2 separate regions of the Mus musculus genome follow, and region 2 is linked to region 1. A link is a loop called in an ENCODE intact Hi-C map of the cell type or tissue named here. Cell type or tissue: left cerebral cortex. All regions are shown on one strand. Links, peaks and the distances in the headings refer to the core of each region. The heading gives the core; the rest is flanking DNA. Region 1 overlaps Rnf144b (ring finger protein 144B). Region 2 holds the start of A930002C04Rik (RIKEN cDNA A930002C04 gene).

Region 1 (10,579 bases), core at 1,257-9,256:
ACATTGAGGATTTCAGCCAGTCCTCCTGACCTGACCTAATGACACTGTGTAATGAACAGTTACCCCCACATCATAGCAGCAGTTAGGAGTAGAGCCAAGCTGGACCTGAAGCCTTCTGATTGCAGGTAGGGTCATCTGTCCTCATCCTACACCTCCTGGGGTTGGCAGAGGGCAGAGAAGACAAACATATTGTGACACCGTATTTCCCAGCCCTCTTCCAGGATCCCAGGATCCATTGTCCCTGTTGTGTCAAAGTCCCAACTCCAGGCTGGAACTCTGAACAAGCCACACTGATGCTAGGGCCTCTGGGTGGACTTTAAAAGTTTGTTTGCTCTTAAACAAATTGGCTTGGGTTCAAATGGTAAATTCAAGCTAATCAATAATCAGTTTTATAATTCACCTCAAGGAAACCTAATATTTATTTGAATGTATGTGATAGTATTCATGTCAGCCACCCCCCCCCCCATGCACTCCAATCACTAAAAGAAGATACATAGCCTTGAATCATGCCAGCCAACACAGAGCTAGAAGATGGACTTAGCTTCTTCATCAAGTGCCTGGTCTGACTTTAATTATACAAATAAAAAATTATACAACTACAAAGTGGGGGGCACAGAGCAGTTTTGCGGTTCTTGGGGAAGCATTGTTCTTGTTCCTTTGGGTGGAAGGAATAGCTGGAACCAACCAGACTGCCCTTAAGATAATGGTGGGAAAACAGGGCAGAAGGGAAGGAGAAGTTTCAAGGAGAAACAAAGAATTTCACCATGACAGGCCTGCAGCCATGACTGTTAAGAGACTAATCAGAACGAGCTCATCCCAAAGCTGCCTTTCCAGAGGTCAGTGAGAGAGATCGCCCAGACAGCCAGAGTGAAGCTGCTGGTGTGCTTCGGGAGGCTAGGAAGACTATCCGGTGGGTTTGTTTGACGAAACTCATCTGTGTGCTATCCACACAAGAGAGCCACCACCATGCCCAAAGCCATCAGTTGGCTCACCAGGTGGAGAGAGAGAGAGAGAGAGAGAGAGAAGAGAGAGTGCGCTTGGGTGAAGGTGGTTTTCATAGCATTTGGTAGTAAATTCCATGAAATGCTATGTTTTAATTTGTGACTTTTGGGGGAAGATGTTTCTTCCCGATGTACTGTGTTTGAATTTAAGTCACTCTAATGTTTGCTCAGGATGAATGTGAAACAGTCTGTGACTGCTCACAGACCTTAGTGAGCACAGCTTATCAACTCTGGCTGTTGTCAACTCAGGAGAGACAAGCTGCCATGCACAGAGGGGATGAGGAATAATAGTTTTTGCTTCTGCCGGTGCATGGCTGTGAATGTTTTGGCTCGATGTTAAGGTACTAAAATTGATAAGCAATGTGCAGAATTCTATTGCAATAAACCTGGTTACAGCCTGGGGGACAAGAGCAAAACTGAGGATCAATTGAGAAAATTGAGAACCACTGTTGGGGATTGGTTCTAATGACGGGATGAGGGGTGGGCTGGATATATATATTTGCAGTTATAGTCAAAAATTCCATGTGTGACAACATTCCCAGAGTTGATGGTATCTGTGAGATCAAGCCCACCCCTCATCCCCTTATCCCTGAGGCTCATCTGGAGAAGGCCAGAGACTTTAGTACAGAAATAACAAGGTCATGTACATGAGTAATATATAAAGTACATATGTAAGCACATATATATATATATATATATATACATATATACATATGCACCTATATAAGTACATAGATAAAACCTATGCCTCCATTGAAACAGATAATTAAGAGTGTGCGTCTCCTCTTAGACTCATAGATTTGGCAGTCGGGCCTGGAGAGTGCACTGGAATCCTTTCAGGAGAGCTTGTGTTCTTTTTCTGGTTGCCATTCAATGTCTGAGCCTTGAGTCCCACTGCTTGTTCTAGAAATGGAATATGGATCATCTCATGGGAAGGTTCTCAAAGTTCTTTCCTTTATGTAAAAATAAGAAAAATTATAATTCCTCAAAGTTATAATGATTATAAGGAACACCATTTCTTTCTCATAATCTAGAGTTGGACCTAACGATAAAATGGATTTACTATCTAGCAAGAGAAGATAACCGAATTGCAGAAAAACCTAATTGTAATTCTTCTGTAGATTCACTGGGTGCATAATTTACATTGCAGCACATTTGCTGGTTAGGGCACTGATTAAACTTGGTGCTGGGTGAAACAGTTCATTCAGTGTTTCTTTGGAAATGCAAATGGAAGCTTAGCAAACAGCAAGCACACTTTGGAAATTCAATAATGCTGACATTCTAGGAGATGATTTAAAAAATTAAGAAACTATAACCCCAAATGTTTTACATGGTCTCTCTGCTCCCCCCACACCCCAAACTGAATTACAAAATGAATTTTAAATAGTCAGTTGATTGCAAATGTCAGGGTGTTACTGTAAGGGGAATATAACACTTAGCAAAAAGGCAACACCAGTACAAGAAAGCGAGCCTTCAGACCCGCAGAGACACAAGACCCAGCTGTTGCCCAAGTTCTGGCCCTCGGCCACAGGGGAGTCCTGCCTTGAATACTAATGGCAAGGTGATGGTCAGAAGATACTGCTCTCCTGGAATTCGTTTCTTTAAAACTCATAACAAGCAAACGTAGCCTTCTAAGAGATTTTATGAAGGTTAGGACTGATCTTAGTGCTCAGTCTATGCCTCGTTTCTCCTGAGCTCTCCTTTGACACAAAGCTGTGTTTTGTGGGGTGGTTGTTTAGAATGGCCAAAGATATGTCACTGCTGATCGTGCCTCTGGGTGATGGTCAACCCCTGTGTGGTGCTGACGTGGACCACCCCACACAGAAGGATGAAGTCTGCACTCAGCATTGCACTTCTGTTTCTTCAAGAAACGTGATACCAAGAATCACTACCAACACGTAAATTTGGGTTGTATTCGTAAATCCCGAGCCTGGGGTTTCAGAGTGATTTAGTTGTTTCTTAGAGACTAAAACCGAACTCTGTACAGAACAAAGGCTAACACGTTTGGTTTCCTGCTCACATTTATTGGGGCTAAAGAGACTAAAACAGTTAATTTTCTTCCCAAAGACTTGGAAATCTATATAATGCGACAGTAAATTTAAGTAAGCACACAACAAAACTTCCTGGATCGTGAACCAACAGGAGGTGTGATAGCCTGTAGATATCAATTCAGACAGCTTTACAAAGTGCCATTCCTCTAAGGCATTCCTGTGGTCTCACAGCCAGATGTTCACATCCACAAAGGCATCTCTTCACCGACAGAGAGATAGGTTGTTCAGGAGCAGTGGGCGCAGGAGGCGAAAGCAGCACACACTTAGTTATTGAGTCATTTCAAAGAGGAAATTTGGCGTTCCAAGAAACAGTTTTGTACATCCAAAAAAAAAAAAAAATCAATGAGAATTTTCCACTTGGACGGGGAAGATTATTTTGTGCTGCAGACAACAAGAAAATCCAAGCCGACTTATTTGCTTTCCAAAGGCCACTTTCAAAGTACAGATTTCAAGTCCAGAACAAATACCCACACTGTGAACAAACAGGGTGGCTAAGACGCTATCTAACATTTGCTTTCATAATGGCTTTCTTCCTCTCTTCTCTAACTTGTTCTAAGAGGAGAACCCCAGCGGCAGGCTCTGGAAGCTGTACCTTTGCATCCAGTGAGATTTCTGGAAGGTGGGTTGTTACACCCAGGTGTGAACCTGGTGGGCTTTGTCACAGCCAAACGCTTGCTATAGGAACCCTTCCTGAAGCAGGAGGAGGAAGCTGAGGGACAGGTAAGTAAAGCCGTCAGGGGCTAATTACCCAAAACGAGGACACCAGGACACCGGCCTTTCCCGGCACAGTTGCCACCTTGTATCTTTGTAAACAAAGTCAGTTGGGCTGGTATTGCGCCCTGCGATGAGCCAGAGCTACAGACACTTGGGTTCCATCTACCAAAGTAGATTCTGACACACTCTCTCACACACATTTTGCTATATGATGAAAAAGACACCATTATTCAGGCACTTTGCAACATTAAAAAAAAAATCCAGTTATGTAAAATCAGTTTGACAAACAACCCCCCCCCCCACCCGCCGCCCCAAGCTGAAAAATAAATTCAAAACAAATGCTTTTATAAAAAATCTCTGAGAAGGCGATTTCCCTCAGTTTCGCCGGGGAAATCGCCCAGGCATTTGCCTCCGTCTTTACTCTAAATCCACTCACAGCAGCTTCTACTTCGGAGATAACAGCATTTCAGGTTACATGAAATCGGCCCCACTTAGAACCAGGCAGGCCTGGAAAATTTACTGAGGGTGGTGCTTGGTGTCACTGTTGACATCCGTGCAGAGAAATCCAATTTCAGTTGAGCTCCTGTAATCCCCTGAGCTGTGACAAATGCCCCTCGCCTCAAGGGAGGAAGGTGACTATGTGTGCAGGTCCGCCACTCAGATGTCATTTATATTCAGACTAATATGAAATACCCTTTCAAAAGAGAGGTTTGTTTTTCCTGCTGTAACTGAAGACATTCACCAGAAGACGGAGCCACTTTATATGGAAGATTTTCTAATAAATGATTGAAAGGATTTGGGCTGGTTGCCATTCAGAAGTTTTCTAGAGTTCTATGTTTTATACAAACTGTGACTAAAAAAAGCACGTGGCCAGGGAATGTTCTGTACAGACATCAGATGCTAATGTACACATGTGATCCCCTGAATATATACATGCCCACTTAGGATACATTCCACCGCACATGTGATCCCCTGAATACATACATGCCCACTTAGGATACATTCCACCGCACATGTGATCCCTTGCATATAGACATCTCCACTTAGGGATACATTGCACTGCAGAGGCAAGGCTGATGATAACAGGTCTTTGATAACAGATCTAAAATAGCAGCAGTTTAACAATCTAGTCACCTAGTTACCGGGGGAAACAGAACAGGCCCTGAATACTCTCCCCGGCTTCCAGGAGAGGTCTCTGTTAACGTGGAACACACACAGTTCTTATGAAGCACCGGGCTGCTTTGCTAATGGCAACTGTATACTGCTAGAGGAAAAATATGCTCATCTTTTCAAAACCTATTTGCTGATTAATTGTATAACAGGCAGGATGTATCACACTGAGGTGACACAAATCCCAGCAACTGAAGACACCTGAACTGTTTCCATCCGATTGCTTGTTGTCACACGAAATTCTTGAGAGCACAGAAAGTACTCAGATTGTCTGGACAGCTCCTGGGAGACCAAGACTAAATTAGGCTGAGTGAAGAGCTGCTCTACATTGTGTCTGAAAGTATGTAAATAACCTGAATATCACTTTACAGAGGCATAAAACCGCACTAGGGGTTGTTGTAAAAGACTTTTGAGTCTACCCTCTTGAGTAAGTTAGGAACTTTATAACAAAAATTCACATGTGTACTAAGTAAATAAAACCAACCCCCCCCAAAAAAAAACCCCTCTTATGCTGATAAATATATCATTTTAGTCCTAGAAAGGGAAAAGGTCTTTTAAAATAATCTTATTTTGTGTTATCCATTAAATATCTACACATGTGCCCAGCTGGAGTCACATGGGCTCTATATGTGTGAATGGACTACAGTGTCTACTGTTGATGCACACTGTCTGGTCCAACTCCTGATCTGTTGGGAATATGACCACAGAGCCCAAGAAAGGACCCTGCTGTCTACAAGGAAAGCTTTGGAGCTTTCCCCTTTCATCCCGTAGAAAACGCTTTTTAGAGACCACAGCTGCTGGCTGACTGTGAGCGGTGAACACTGGTTCACCTTAGAAGAATAACATCTGCCAAACAACAGACACTGAATGAGGCCATGTTGCCTTACAAGTTACAACCTCTTCCTGGGAAGGGACAACTCCCTCTGAACGGCAGTTTCTCCTGCCTGGAGATGAGATCACACGGGGAGAGAGCTGCTATGTTTCTGCCAAGTCACTGTGGAAACGCTAAGAAGTGCACACGCGGTAGCCAGCATAGGCATGCCAGTCAGTGTGTCAGCTCCTGAGATAAGCAGCGGCTCCACTGCTCACAGAACGTGTTATTATGCAGTATCATCCTTCCCTCCGGCTCTGGGCCTCTGCCATGTGTCTTGTGGCAGTGGAACCAACACAGACGTTTGCTCAGTTTGCAATGCTGCCAAGTGCGGCAATACCGCCATGACTACAGTGAGTATTCACCCAGGCTCCTTGGTTTGGATGGAAGATGAGCAGCCTGGTGGGATCCTTTGGAGGGTAAGATGGTGATGTTTTAGAGTCTCCCAGGCTAAAGCAAAGTTCCCAACCTGCTCCACAGACACAGTCCGGACTGTGGGGCTGCTTCTTGATACACAGGCACACTCATGCCCCGGTGCGTGGCCTTTTCCAACACCGAATGCTTTCAGGTAGGTTCAAAGTCTGGGCAGAGGCACTTCCAAAGTTTGGCAAGGAGAAGGAGGCAAGGCTGCTAAGTGGGGCTTTTACCAATGTGCTGTCTCATGTGACCCGGATGTCTGCGCAGGTGACTTTAGGTTGTGGATGGATCATGCTTTTTCTTCTTGCCGCGACAGGACTTGCAGACACAGCAGATTATACAGGGAGAGGCCAGGAGCAGCAAGGGTGAGGTCACCAAGGCAATGACACCTAATCCCACAAGGATCCCCACTACCTGGAAATTGAAGAGAAAACCCTATGTCAGCAGGTATGTCATCTGAGATGTATACATTCCCCCAAGTGTAACAACAGCCTCTACAGTCTGGATGCTGTGCCCACCCTGCCATGCCTGTCGAAACCCTAATACTCAGTGCGATGGCACTTGGAGTGGGGAGCCCTGGGTGACACTGTGAGACCCTGGTGACACTTGGGAGCCCAAGAGCTTGCCTCCATTCTTAGCTTTCTAGCATGGGAGAACACGGTGAGAAAGCTGTCATCTATGAACTGGGAAGAATGCTGTGAGTGTAACCTTCACGGCCAACTGTTCTGGATTCAGAGTCATCTAAGAGGCACACCTCTGCGTGGAGGGGGACATTTCCAGGCAGGGCTAACTGGGGAGGGAAGACTCGTGATGATGTTCCATAAGCTGGGCATTGGACTGACTGAATAACAAAATTTTAAAAAGAAGAAAGGCAGACCAATGCTATCCTATCCTCTCTCCCTGACTCCTGTTCTGCTGAGACATGAGGAGTCCCGACCTCAAGTTCCTACCACCATGAACTCTGCCATGCCCTCGCGGTCAGGACAGACTGTATCCCTTCAAACCATGAGCCAAATTATGCCCCTGCTTCTCTAAGTCCTGAGACAAGCAACCAACACAAGGACCCATTCGCAGACCCTGCCCACGCTGATACCTGGTCCTCAGACTGCCAGCAGCCAGGACAAGGATGAATCATCTCAGCTGTTTCAGTCACCCAGGCTATGATAATCTGTTAGGTGAATGGCTAGGATACTGTCTCAGGCAATTTTAGCAATGACATCGCTGGACACAAACTACAAAGGACTACATCGAGGGTGAGAGCAAACCAAATGTTAACACAAGCTGAACCATAAACTCTAAACTCTGAGCTGTGGCTGTTGGCTCGTTCTCTATTGGGGCTTCCTCAACAGTCTCACAGGGGCATTAATAATGATCATCGTTAGGATGTGAGCATTGGTTTCTTCAAAGGAAGCGTAGCCTTTGATAAACACAAAACACTATTAAAAAACAAACCACGATTCTCTTTGAACCTGCCACATAAACACACAATGGCATGTACTGAGGGATCTGAGGCCCTGCAGGAGCCCACAGCATTGGAGACTCTGCTTTGATGCTTAATATGCTCTAACTGCTTGTAGGAAACTCCTCCCATGTTTTGCAAGAGCAAAGAACAGGGGTATGTTCTTTGGCTGGTCACCCTAACGTTCTGCTCTCTGGTGCCTCTGTCCCTCAACAATTGTGCTCTTGACTTAACTTCAGGCCACAGCTCCATTGTTCTCTCTCTCCTCCTCCTCCTCCCAGAACCTCCCAGGAGGGCATGGGAAAGCAAGGAAAGCCATCCCAAGTCCAATGAATCTCACGTTCCCTTAAGGTGGAGCCTACCTGTGTTCGGTTCCACATTACCGATGCCCTCGAGTGGCCGAGCTTATTCCTGCATGGCCCTTTGTCATAGTGCCTGAGGAATATGTCATTCTGAAAAACAAAGAGAGGAGTTTCAGTCATCACACAATGTAGGGTGGAGAGGTGAGCATCAAGTGTGCAGTTCGCCTGATGCTATCAGTGACTTCCTCTAGGAATCCTGACAGGGGCAAAAGAACAAGGAATGACCTGCTCCACCATCTCAGGCAGGTAAGGGACGGTGAGCTCCGGCAGAGGTGTGCAATGGAATGGGAGAACCATAAGTCAGGAGCAAGCCTGGTGTGACCAATGCCAGCGACTGACAGGGGAAGCCAGTCACGAGGTAGAAAGAGAGTAATACACTAAATGAGGAAGCAGGAACAGGAATTATAGGAAAACTACTGAGGAGAAAGAAAAGAAATAACCCAGAGATGGACTTGTGGGTAAAGATGGACGTGCTGAACTTGACATCCAAACAACACACCCAGAGGCAGATCATTACTTATACCTGGTCTTCGAAGGAGGGGCCTGAATATCAGTTTACATAAAATGGGGGTGGGGCGAGTATCACAGAACTGAATAAGCTTGTGTAGAAGAAAAGTGGACTGAGGAGCAGATTTGTTCAGGGAAGACACGAACAGACAAGGAGTCTGGAAAAGACACTGAGGGACAGCCAGAAAGGTGAGGTCAGAGGAGCTAGGAGAAATGGCAGCTGGCCAAGATATCAAAATCTTGGGATATTGGGAAGTATACGGTCAGGATATGGCCGCATGGTCACTTGAGTGCCCAGTGCTAACTGGAGGAAGGCGGATATCAACAGCGAGAGGCAACTGGGTTCAATGGAAGCTTGGCTTGTGAAGAAGAGGGAGAGTAATCAGGGAGAGGACGACTGGTCAGCTTGAGAAGAGACCGGCTCCACCTGGAAACAGCACACGACAGACAGAACGAAATGGCAAAGGCGTACAAGAGAAGTTGAGATCACACGGAAGAGAGAAGACAACTGAAGGTGACAAGTCCCTGAGGCTCCATCTTGGCCTCTGACACTGCATGGCTGAACATGAAGCCAGGCGCAAACACAATGCCCAGCACACTCAGTCTCCGTTTGGGGCTGTCTCAGGCTTGGGCTTTAGAAAAACAATCCCCCTTTCTCTGTCCCAGGTTCTCAACCTTCCTACAAACACATCAATACCATGTGGCATAGAACACGGCCCTGTAGAGAGACTCCCTTGTGTGCTGTGTGGAAGCATCACCTGTCAACAAAAAATTGATGGCCTGCTAGCAAAAGGTGGGAAGCAGAAGGTGGGGTTTCCAGTGAAGAGATAGGAACTCTGGGAGTTAGTTAGTCAGGCGCAGGAAGATTTGCCCTGGACTCTGAGGAAGTCTGATGTATGACACTGAGGAGTGGTAACTAGCCGTGTGGCAGACATAGAATAGAATAAATGGGTTGGTAAGCTGCCAGCCCAAGCTTACTTTATTCATACATAAATAAGCCCCTGGGGTGTTTATTTAGGAACTGGGGTGCAGGTGGAAAAGCCCGAGGTGACACTGCCCCACAAGCCAATGCCCTCATCTGAGAATATGCCTATACAGAATCTGGCAGTAGGTAAGCCTGTGCGGGTACTTCCTTAATTAGTGATTGATCATGGGAAGGACCGGCCCTTGATGGTGCCACCGTTGGGGTGGCAGTCCTGCATTCTATAAGAAAGCAGGCTGAGCAAGCCATGAGGAGCAAGCCAGTCAGTAAGCAGCGCCCTGCCATGGCTTCTGCATCAGCTCCTGGCTCCAGATCCCTGTCTCTCGTGAATTCCTGCCCTGACTTCGCCTGATGATGTGGGAGAGTAAGCTGAATAAACCCTTTCCTCCCTCTCCGAATGTCTGTGGTGTTCCATCACAGCAATAGAAACCCTACCGAAGACGAGCGTGACTGAGGTCTTACACCAATATGAACACACATTATAGCTTCAGACAGGGGTATCCGTAAACAGCTTGTGCCACCTCAAACTTTAAAAGACTGAGACTGGAGGACACCCTTGTTACCCACCGTCCCACAGCTGAGATCACTGTTCACTTTGGCAGAATTTGGGAAGACACACTCTTGGGTGGAGAAGGAGACTAAGCAACAGACAGGCGTCAGGATCTAGTAGTAAGTGGCAAGGCAGCAGGGCTTCCCTGTCACGCCAGCCACCAGAACAGCCTTTCTGATCGCAATAGGCAGAATGCCCCCTTGGAGACACACGTGGCGGAGTCTCCAGTAACTGTCTGCATATGTCACTATGTGAAGGACCTGGACGTGGGGGAGGTTACCCTTGGTGGTTGCAATGGCTCCCATCTCATTTCATGGTTCTTTATCGAGAGGAAATGCATCCTGCCTGTGGTCAGCGGGAATGAGGACCACGAGGAGATCAGAGAGACGTGATGAGCCTAGCTACGCAAGCAACCCCATCTCTAGGAGACAGAGGAGCAAAGACATGGATTCTCATCCAGCATCTTCAGACAGCAGCACTCCAGCCCTGTCAGGA
Region 2 (10,579 bases), core at 994-8,993, 92 kb after region 1:
TTTGCCCATTTATAGTACCACTGTTATTTGGCCGCTATTGTTTGCTTGGTTTTTGAGACAGGGTTTCTCTGTGTAGCCTTGGCAGTCCTGAACTCTCTCTGTAGACCAGGCTGGCCTCCTGATTGTCTCCACCTCAGGAGTGCTGGGATGTTACAGACCAAAAAAACAAAAACCAACTCTTAGGTAGAACAAAGTCACCTGGCTAGACTTAGCTGATGATGCTAATAGTTCAAGTCTTAACTAACCCAAGTTTTTGTGGGTTTTTTTTTTTATCATAAATCACCAATGTAAACTAGGATCTTATTGGTCTACTTATCTTCTTTATTTTACTTCATTTATTTTTATTTAGTTTTGTGGGGTTTCTTTTCTTTCTTTCTCTCTTTCTCTCTCTTTCTTTCTTTCTCCCTTTCTTTCTTTCTTCCTTTCTTCTCTCTCTCTCTCTCTCTCCCTCTCTCTCTCTCTCTCTCTTTCTTTCTTTCTCTCTTTTTTTAAATTGGGTCTCATGTAACCCAGGCTAGCTTCAAACATACTCTCTAGCTCAGGCTGATCTGAAACTCCTGATTCTACTGTTTTTACCTTCCAAGTGCTGGGATTACGGCAATACCTCACCTGGCTCTTGTTTGTTTATTTAACAAGTCTTTATGTTGATGTAGTTACTTTGGTCTCAGCTGTGCTATATGTCCTGTTTAAGGCAGACCACCCCACCATCAGCAAGCTTTTGCAAAATCCTAAATCAATGGCTGGGCACAGATGGGGAAGTGGAAAGATGCGAGACTTGAGTCTCTGTTATAGCTTCATGCGGTTTGGGGAGTCCCAGCTTCCCAGGCTCCATGGCCAAAGGAAGATAAACTCTACAGCTGGAAGGCTCAAAAGGAGTGGGGGATAATTAAATACACTCCAGCGCTCGGCTCCCGGATCTTCCGATGGACGCGCAGCAGAGTTAAATGCACCCAATGGACTGGACCCAAACAAAATGCCTTTCCAAAGCTCGGAGGGCATCCAAGGATTGGCGCATTAACAAAATGCATTTGTATAAAACAAATATAGGAAAGAAAGTGGGGAAAGGAAAGGGACCAAATGCAAACAAAGGCTGAAATGCTGAGGTCCGAGATGAGCAGCCCCACACCCTTGCCCTGCCTGATTTCTCTCCACTCCTCACAAAAAAAAAAGAAAGAGAGAGAGAGAGAGAGAGAGAGAGAGAGAGAGAGAGAGAGAGAGAGAGAAAGAAAGAAAGAAAGAAAGAAAGAAAGAAAGAAAGAAAGAAAGAAAGAAAGAAAGACAAACCCCACAGCGGTCACCTAATTTCTCCCCACCGTCAATAACAGCTCCTGAGCCGCTGACTGCCATCTGGAAAGGCTCTTAGAACAGCTTTGACCCCAAAGCATTGACTCCACCCTCCCTCTTGCTACTAGGCTACCAACCTTTCGAAAAACCAGCGTGTTTACCAGTACTGCAGGATGACAGATCTTGAACTGACCTCTGAGGAAAAGCCCCACAAGGCTTGCCCTTTCCACCCAGCAAAGGGATAGAGTGACCCAGAGGCAATAGATCAGGATGCTACAAACTCAAGGCTAGCAAGTTCTAAGCCAGTCAGGGATGCATAGGGGGAGTCTGTCTTTAAAACAAAAATCAGGGCCAATGAGATGGCTCAGCAGGTAAGGAAACTTTCTATCAAACCTGCTTACCTAAATTCAATCCCCAGGACCCCCCATCAGAGAAGGAAAACTGACTCCTTCAAGTCCCCTCTAACCCACACACATGTGCGACAATGCACAGACATGCACCACAAATAAACAAATAACGTCAACAAATAAGACGAGCAAGAAAAGCTAAGTGTGGCAGCTCAGGCCCGAAATTTCAGAATATAAGAGTCAGAGGCTGTAGGATTAGGAGTTCAAGGTCATGCTTGGCTTCATAACAAGTTCAAGGTAAGCCTAGCCTAGGTGAGACCCTGTCTTTAAAAAAAAATTACAACAGAGGGCTCTTTGAGATCCCATTTTCCTCTGCCAGCACTTAACTTTAAATAAGTAAACAAACAAACACCTGGTGCTAAGTCTCCCAAAGAAAGGGTTCTGTCCTTCGCTCCACGGCCTCCTGTGAGCTGTAAGGTGGCCACAGGCACGAGAAGGCAGAAACTAGACCTATTCTTCCCTAGTTGAGATAAACTGTAAACAAGTCCATTTTCCTTTATCACGGGGAACTATGTAGCAGTTTTAAGGAGCCTGAGTGTCTGGCATCTATCTCTGAGCATGGCACAATTTTCTTGCTATTTAAGAGAATTATATCAAATTGTACTTTGTGGGGGGAGAGGAAACACTGGTTAAGTAGTTGTTTAAAAGTCCAGAACAGGGGGCTGGAGAGATGGCTCAGTGGTTATGAACACTGGCTACTAGTCCAGATGTCCTGAGTTATTGGTTCGCAAGCATCTACAACAGGATCTGATGCCCTCTTCTGTCATGCAGGCATACATGCAAATATAGTACTCATCTACAAAAATAAATTCTGTAACTCCAAGAACCTCACGCAGACATACATGCAGGCAAAAATCCCATACATATAAAATAAAAATAAACAAATTCAAAGGAAAAGGAAATAAAAATGCTATATTTGAGCATTTTCTAAAATCACACTTCTTACAGAATACTCTTTGTGTCTCCTTTTGTAAAAGAAACATCACTGGGAGCAAGGACTAACCGTTCCTTAACTTCTAAATGAGCGGGACATGCTGGAGCATCCGGGAGGCAGAGACAAGTGGATCTCTGTGAGTTCAAGGCCAGCCTGGTCAACACAGTGAGTTCCAGGAGAGCTAGGACCACAGAATGAATCCCTGTCTCAAAAAAAAAAAAAAAATCTAAATGTGATTATTTACATTTTGTGTAAGTTACACACACAATCACACCCACAGTTCCTTAGTAATGAGAGATAAACAAGGCAACCTTTGCTTTTGGCCTGGAGATACCATCTCATTACTTAAGGAAGTCAATTAAAGCACAGATTCTGAGAGACACTGAACACGGAACTGTGACAGCAACAGCATAGCTCCTTAAACCCTGACACCACACAGTAACCCAGTCCCTGTAAACGATGCTTAAGACCAGGGCGTTTCTAAGCTAACAGCGGTGCTGCTTTTCCCCAGTACACAGACAGACTTAGCCTGCTGGGCTGGAAGAATGAAACTGGGTTTAAAGGGTAAATTGTTAAGTGTGTGTACAGTGTGGTGAAGGACTGGAAGTTGGGACATGGAAAAAATGAAAGCAGTGAAGGTAATTCACTTACCAGAAAAAGATTTTATAAAACACAATCAACTCATTCAATGAAAACAATGCAGAATTAGGTCAGCTAGGCTGAACACATAATCCGGAATTAGGTCAACAACTTGGACCTAGAAACCTGCTTCCTGTGTCCTGACTCCACAGAATCTGGTCAATGCTTGCTTTCTCATCCACTGGCCTGCTGCTCAAGAGCTGGAGAAGAACTACATTCAGATGAGGCCCGTTGCCTGTGAAAGGTGAATGAATGACTGTGAGACCCACCCCGCAGCCACCGGGAGTCCTAGCAGGAGCAAGTCACAGCTGAACAGAACATAAACTGTACAGAGTCGGTGTGTTTTGCGGGTGCTCAGTTCTTGGAAACTTCTAGGTCTGCAGAGAGGAGAAGATGTACCAAACCTGGCTGGCACCACTCCCTTCAAACCTCCAGGTGGGTTAGGGACAGCTTCTGGGTGGTCCCCGACCTGGTCCTGCATGCAAGACTAGCCAGAACAAAGCTGGCTCCTTCGTCCTTCCTTTTCTTAGGTGCCGAGGCTCGTGTGACATCTATTCTAGTCCGCTGTGTACGTGGTCCCAAGCATCTTCCTGGGTCCTGCCTCTCCTCCTCGGACCCTTTGTACTGTAACCTAGCCGTCCCCCAGGCTGGGCAAGCATTCTGCCACTGAGGTGTTTATCTCCAGCCCATCCTGTTTCTACTCCATGATTCCTGCTTCCTAGGGCTGGAAAATCCGAGTGCTCGAATTCGCATTAAGGTGCGGATAGCAGACAGTGTCTCTTTGCGCCTCCACCCGTGTTCTCTCCTTGCTAAATTATACCAATCTCCACAGCTCTGCACTGGAGGGCATTACGGAGAATAAATGGGGGCACAGGTTTGGATTGGAGGGCTGCTTTCCTGACGCCCCATCAGCTTGCTGGGAAGCGGTGATCACATGTAGCAATACACGTGGCCCTTCTGTCCCACGAGGTAGAGGAAGTGGCTCAGCTGGCCGGATGGCTCCGGGGGTAAAGGTGCTTGTGGTTTGTAAGCCTGGAGACCTGGGTTCAGTCCCTGACACTCACATAAACTTGGAAAGAGAGAAAGTCACAAAATTGTCCTCTGGCTTCTAACACTCGATGGGACACTTACCCACCCACACCTCACACACTCATACATCACACATCTCATTCACACACACACAGACCTGCAACGGGTTATTGAAATTTTCACAGAATTAGCAATGTAAACCTCTTCTTTATGTCTACATAAGACGGGAGGAGGCCTTCCATTAACAGTCTGGGTTAACACACAAAGTGAATGTGTTTTTTATGACATCTTTGTACATAAAGTGTCATTACCTGTTGGTCTCCTTCATCCTCCACTGCTGCACGCCCCTCCCCCACTTCTGCTTTTTACTACATTTTTTCCATCATGCTAATCTCCCTCCCCACTTAAGATATCTTCTTCATGACACCTACTTCACTCCATACATAATGCAATGTAATATTAAGTCTAGGTCCTATATATAAGAGAAATTGCAATATTTAAGATGGGAGATATAAAACGTCATCAACCGCCACTGACTGCCATACTTACTTTTCAAAAGAGGTGATTGTTTGCTAGCAATTTCCTTTTTTTTTCCCTCCCATGTAAAGGCCACATTTTCAACACAATGTTTATTTCAGAAGTTGAACCAGTCAAGACCACCAATGCATTCTTTGGGGATTAGAAACTGTATAGCAACAAGAATCTACCAAACACCAGACCACGGAAGTCTGGCCTCAATTATAGGAGGGCAGCCGGGGTTTAAAATCTATTATGGAATGTTTGCCACGGATGTTCTGGTACTGTCAGGAAAGCCTGGAGAGACTTAATTCCAGATCTGGATTGACTTAGAGCTCCCTTCTAAGGAACCTGCTCCGAGGTTGTGAGGCAGTGTCTATATGAAAAAATTTCAAGCCATCCACAAAGAGTTGTTTACTTCCGGTGTAATAACACCAGGCCCATGTTCCACAGACTCTTTGATTTGAGCCAAAGATAAATTCAAGGTGTGGCACCTGCTGAGAGTCAACTGCACAGAATCTCTGGCCAGGAGAAAATTTCATATTCTCTTACCACTTTACAAAGAAACAGCCCCAGGAAGGCTTAAGATTTGCCCAGGTCTCAGAAGCGCCACACCCACAGGGCCACGGGACTTCACCAGGATGAATTAACTTCCATAACAAGGCAGCCAGAGTTCTCATTTACAATGAGAAAAATGGGTCCCTTCTGCGCTCAGGGCAGTACCAACATGCTAATTGCTAGTTCAACTTGTATTGCACCTCTGCATACAACAAACAACAAAACCTCAGTTAATGAAGACAGACCACAGCCCTGAGTTTATCCAACTTTAGGCGCTGCTGACTATTAAACAGAGCTAAACAACAGCGAGCTTACAACTTTCCCCCAGCAGGACAGGTAAAAGGAAGCGGACACATTGTTTCCAATCTGTTTGTGTGCTAGATATAGCAAAACTACTTGATTTGGATTTAAGCTTCTGTAAACAACTTCTGAGATGGGCAATAGCCACCAGGCACTGTCAGTAGGCACCTCGCTGTGTAAATGGCGAGCAGGATTCTTAATTATAGTCTACAGCGCCCTCTAGTGTTCCTATGCAAAAACTTCTTGCCATCCTTGAGTATGGTCTGGTTGCCCTCAATTAGGCCCAGTGTTCTATCTTCCTGTCTGGCTTACTGTTTCCCCGGATCTATATGTCTGTCTGTTTACTTTAATGGAAAACTGATACTAAGAGACGCAATAAAACAAGCCTGGATTCATTTACTAGCCTTCTCCTTTGTATTTTCTTTCCATCTTGGATTTGTCTCGTGTTGTGTGCGGCACACATGCAGTAAGCAGAGGTCGTTGCAGCATGTGAATAAACCTGAAAGGGGACGATGACTGGTTCCACTTCCCCCAACCCTCCACACTCAGTGGACGTAATGTTTCCAAGAACATCAAGCCACTTGCTTACAAGGAAGGGAGGGAGGGAGGGAGGGAGGGAGGGAGGGAGGGAGGGAGGGAGGGAGGGAGGAGAATCCACACACAAGGGATTCCAAGGACTGTACCAAGTGCAAGGGCAGCTCTGGTGGTGTGGAGAGCAATACCCTCCGCCTGCTGCCCTCCATCCTTCACATTCATCAACAAAGGTGTGCCATGATGGTCTGCGCTCAGCCCTACAAGACACATAGAACCTCCGAGGCACCGCTGGACGTTCACAGCATCCATGGGAAATCAAAGTGTAGAGCCATGCGATGTCCACAGGTAGAGGCTAAGGGTGCTTTGTGGGAGAATAGGGAAACATGTCTACACACCTGCTAGATCAGGCTCACCAAAAGGCTCACGTGCTAAAGACAAGGTTGGGTCTCAGCCTAGAATAAACCTCCGCTTCGTGTGAAACCTATCAGGAACCTTCAGCCCCTTCCATGCTGGTATCTGTCTGATGGCTATGGACCTAACAGCTCTAATAAATCTCATATACCACCCCAACCACACACACACACCAAAAAACCCAGTCCTTCTCAGTGCCTCCAGGGACCTCATTGATGGGATCTGCAATAGATCTTTTCCATAGCAATGAGCTCAAACACGGGAGTATATCCTGGTTAAGATACCAAGGTCTGAATTTCTGATTCAGCAAAGTTGCATATGAAATGGCTTGCCCCACCCCCACCCCCACCCCAGACCCACAGCCACAGGCAGGGAGGCAGGACAAAGTGACATCAGTAACCAAGTGCAAGCTCAGAACCACAGATGTGCTGAGAAAGCAATGGCCATTCACATCAAAAATGAGTCCCTATTTTGAGAACCCTGTCCTCAGAGTCTGCGGCTGATAGTCTGCAGCTGCGGAGTGGAGCGCGCTTACGCAACGCTCAGGCCCACGGATGGGTCTCTGGCAATGACTTTGCCAGTTTCTGATTTCAAGGCTTTGTGTTCACATAAAAAAGGGGGAACAGATGCGAATGTGCTTGCGGTGGAAGCGGAAGAAATGTACATAAGCAGTTGGCCGCTTCCAGTGTCCTGCGTACGTCACCCAAACTTCATCTGAAGATCAATTAACTCCAGCAATGACCTGCGGCCTCTCCTCAAACTCACGAAGCCTGGTGATGTTTTTTGGAGGTTGAGTCTATTTAAGATGAAACACTTGATGGTGTTATAGATCTTACTGCACTTTAGCAGTTCAACTTATCTTATTGTCAAGTTTATCTTATTTAATTATGTGCTTGTATGACCATAGGGATATGAGGGCTCTCTACGCCGCTGCCTCTCTCCAGTGTCAGGATTAAATTCCTAGAACACAAACCATTAATTCTGTCACCAGTACAACATAAAGACTTAAAGACAATTTAAGCTTCAGGTTGGAACCGTTTCTGAGAAAACCCAGGAACTTGGCCCTATTAAACTATCACAAGGATATCTGGGCAAAGGTGTTCATCGTGCAGCATGGCTGTTTAGTGATTGGCTCAAGGTGCAGAGGAACAGCTGGAAACACAGGTCCGCTGTGCGCACCAGCATTTAAAGGACGTGAAAAGCTCCCTCACCCCGCCCAAATGTTTGTCTTTTTAAGTCAGAGAAAATATAAGGATTTTTATTACATCATTGCTGTTGTTGGCTGGCAGGAACAGGGACGTGTTCATAAATATACATGTATATGGGAGTGAAAAAAAACCTATCAAGATACACACACTATACTTGCTTGTCTGTTTCAGAAATATGCTGCCATCCCTTGACCGTCCACAGCCCCGTCTGCAACTGCACGCCCCACCTCAAAGTCAGGTGGGTGAGCAGTTGGCTCTAAGAGCAGCTGGGAGGCCTGTACTTTCCTCTAGGTATCACAGGGTATGTTAACAATCTAATGAGGGATTTCTCACCTAGTTTTCACTCGCCAACCTCACAGCCCTCCCCCTCCCTCCACACACAAAATTGATAAACATTCCCGGGACAGCGCTGGCGGTCAAAGACCAGGTTGACAGTTACGTATTTGTACCAGGTAAGCGTGGGCCTGTGACCGGGAGGCTCAGCCTAACACAAGGTCGGGGGAAGAACAGCACAGATCCAAGAGGATGTAAAACTTCTAGAGGCATCCAGACTCCGCTGTACCCAAAGGCCTTCTGAGGGACAAGCCACTTGCTTTAGGTTTGGAAAAGACAAATAATTGCTCTCAATTGCTTTTTAAAATGAAGAGGCAGCTTTCAAAACTTTCCAGTGAGCTCTATGAATAATGAACCGGTCCATCCTCGCACTATAAAACTCTGTGGGCCGGGCATGGTGGCGCACGCCTTTAATCCCAGAACTCGGGAGGCAGAGGCAGGCAGATTTCTGAGTTTGAGGCCAGCCTGGTCTACAGAGTGAGTTCCAGGACAGCCAGAGCTACACAGAGAAACCCTGTCTCGAAACAACAACAACAACAACAAAACAACTCTATGGAAGCAGAATGAAGGTGATTGGGTTGGTATTGATACCCGTGTGCCGCAAAATAGAAAAGCGTCAGCTAGGAAAGGGCTAGTGTACTGTAATCTGGGTGTAATCGCGCGTTTATTTTTGGTATAGACCTTGTATAGTTACATATTTTTCCTATTCACTGAAACAGTTCAGCAAGGAGGAAGGGATAGAAGGAAGGGATGACAGGAGCTACAGAACAGAAGTAAGCTGTTCTAGGGAGGTACTGCACCAAAGAGCCACTGCAGATAACAGCTGGGTACGTCTTAAGCCTTAAGGAAACGGAAGATGTGGAGGCTGGGAAAATGGCTTGGAGGTTAAGAACACTTGCTCTCACAGAGGACTAAGCATTCCCACCAGATGGCTCAGAACCACTCATGACTCCAGTTCCAGGGGATCCAATGCCCTCTCCTGGCCTCCCTCCCTGGGCACCTGCACACTTGTGTGCGCGCACAAATACAGTCACATAGATAAAAGCCAAATAGACCATTAGAAAAGGAACTGATGACTGAGCACACTAATACCTAACCTGATTTAAATACGTAATAGAAACACTTATTAAATGACCGTATAGGACCCCAATGGCTATGAACAATTTTTACAATCTGTAATCAGTGAAGTGACCTTAGTTCTGATTTTCTCTGGGCTGTTGAGTTTCACTGGTCTTCGTTTTCTTCCTTGGGTGCTTATATCTTGCTTGTTGGCTCAGAGAGGCTGCTTTGTAATCAGAAGTTATTCTATAAGCAATACTACTTTGAATAAATGAGTAAGCTACACCATTCTGCAAAGAGAGGAGGAGGGGGAGGGGCGTAAGTGTTATCTTCTCATTTGCTCGCTCATTCATCCTTTCGTGGGTGTGAGCGCGAGCGCGCTAACTATAGACTGTGGAGGTGGTTAAGAAAATAAGCAGAACTCTAGGTAGAGTCATCGGAAAAAGCCTGCCTGCAAAAGCAGCTACAGCTAAACTCCTACAGAATTAAAGCCAACCAACCCCGTGAAGAAGAGGGAGGGAGAGGCCGCATAGGCCCTGGTATACACGTGACCAGTGGCTGGGACTCAGGAAGAAAGAGGTGGAGTGGAACTGTAGGGAAGGGAATTAGAGAGATAAGCAAGAATCAATTCCTTCTAGAGTGCGAGAGACCATGTTTAATTTCAAGACGAGACTGTAACGTGGAACAAGAAGTCATCCGATTTACAGTTTAAGCTGACCGATCTTACTGCGTAGGGGCAGAAGGTAAGCTGGTCCTCTCTGGCTTCGTTTGTCCTTGTCACCAAGCCCTGCTTCTCTTGTCACTTTCAGCCCTGCCGTTGCTGACCCTGATCCCTGCAGCCTTAGATCCTGACAACACAGCATCCAGCTGGGGTGGGAGGTGTCTGGTGACACTCTTTCAGCCCCACCCCCACCCCACCCCAAACCTCTGCATTCTTCACCGTGTGGATCAATCTGAGCTAGCACCTTCATTTTCTGAAGGCCTGGCCACATTAGGCCCAACACATTTTATTCTCTGTCCTAAAATTCCTATCCTTGGAAGGACCAATCCCTATTCTCTCAAAACTGCCACCTCCATCACCCCTAAACTTACCTCCTAGTTCAAACTTGGTACACTGTTCAGTACTGCTGCTGGCTGTGTCATGGTATTTCCTTTGCAAATGAATCATAAAATGTCACCTGTCGGGGCCAGGCACACACCTTTAGTGCTGGCACTCTGGAGCGAGAGGCAGGCGGATCTCTGTGAGTTTGAGCCAGCTTGGTCTACATCATAAGTTCCAGGACAGCAAAGCTATGCCTCCAAAATATAAAGTGTTTTGTGTGGGTTGGGTGAGGTGCTATGAGCACGGCTGGAATATGTGTTAGAAG

Evidence for each region. Peaks named below come from ENCODE experiments on the same cell type or tissue, not always from the same donor. Only the 100,000 strongest peaks of a DNase experiment are listed, where the experiment ranks them.
Region 2: it touches region 1 in a loop (2.3-fold over the local background); 2 of 42 quality-filtered maps call a loop at or near these places.

What each region holds. Positions count from the first base shown.
Region 1 is chr13:47,240,420-47,250,998 of GRCm38, reverse strand. It overlaps Rnf144b (ring finger protein 144B), which reads right to left. Exons shown (of 8, transcript NM_001170643.1): 7 at 8,046-8,135; 8 at 3,008-6,638. The coding sequence ends at 6,498. Among named protein-coding and RNA genes, the nearest start is that of Gm52039, 8.1 kb to the right of the region's middle. In left cerebral cortex, for the core only: no CTCF peak of the experiment used is centred there; DNase peaks (open chromatin) are centred at 2,501 and 6,057; H3K27ac peaks cover 2,200 bases.
Region 2 is chr13:47,147,842-47,158,420 of GRCm38, reverse strand. It overlaps A930002C04Rik (RIKEN cDNA A930002C04 gene), which reads left to right and starts at 9,751. Exons shown (of 3, transcript NR_126083.1): 1 at 9,751-9,955. It also overlaps a transcript of Rnf144b not described here. In left cerebral cortex, for the core only: a CTCF peak has its summit at 5,885 (motif pointing left); DNase peaks (open chromatin) are centred at 3,455, 5,867 and 7,125.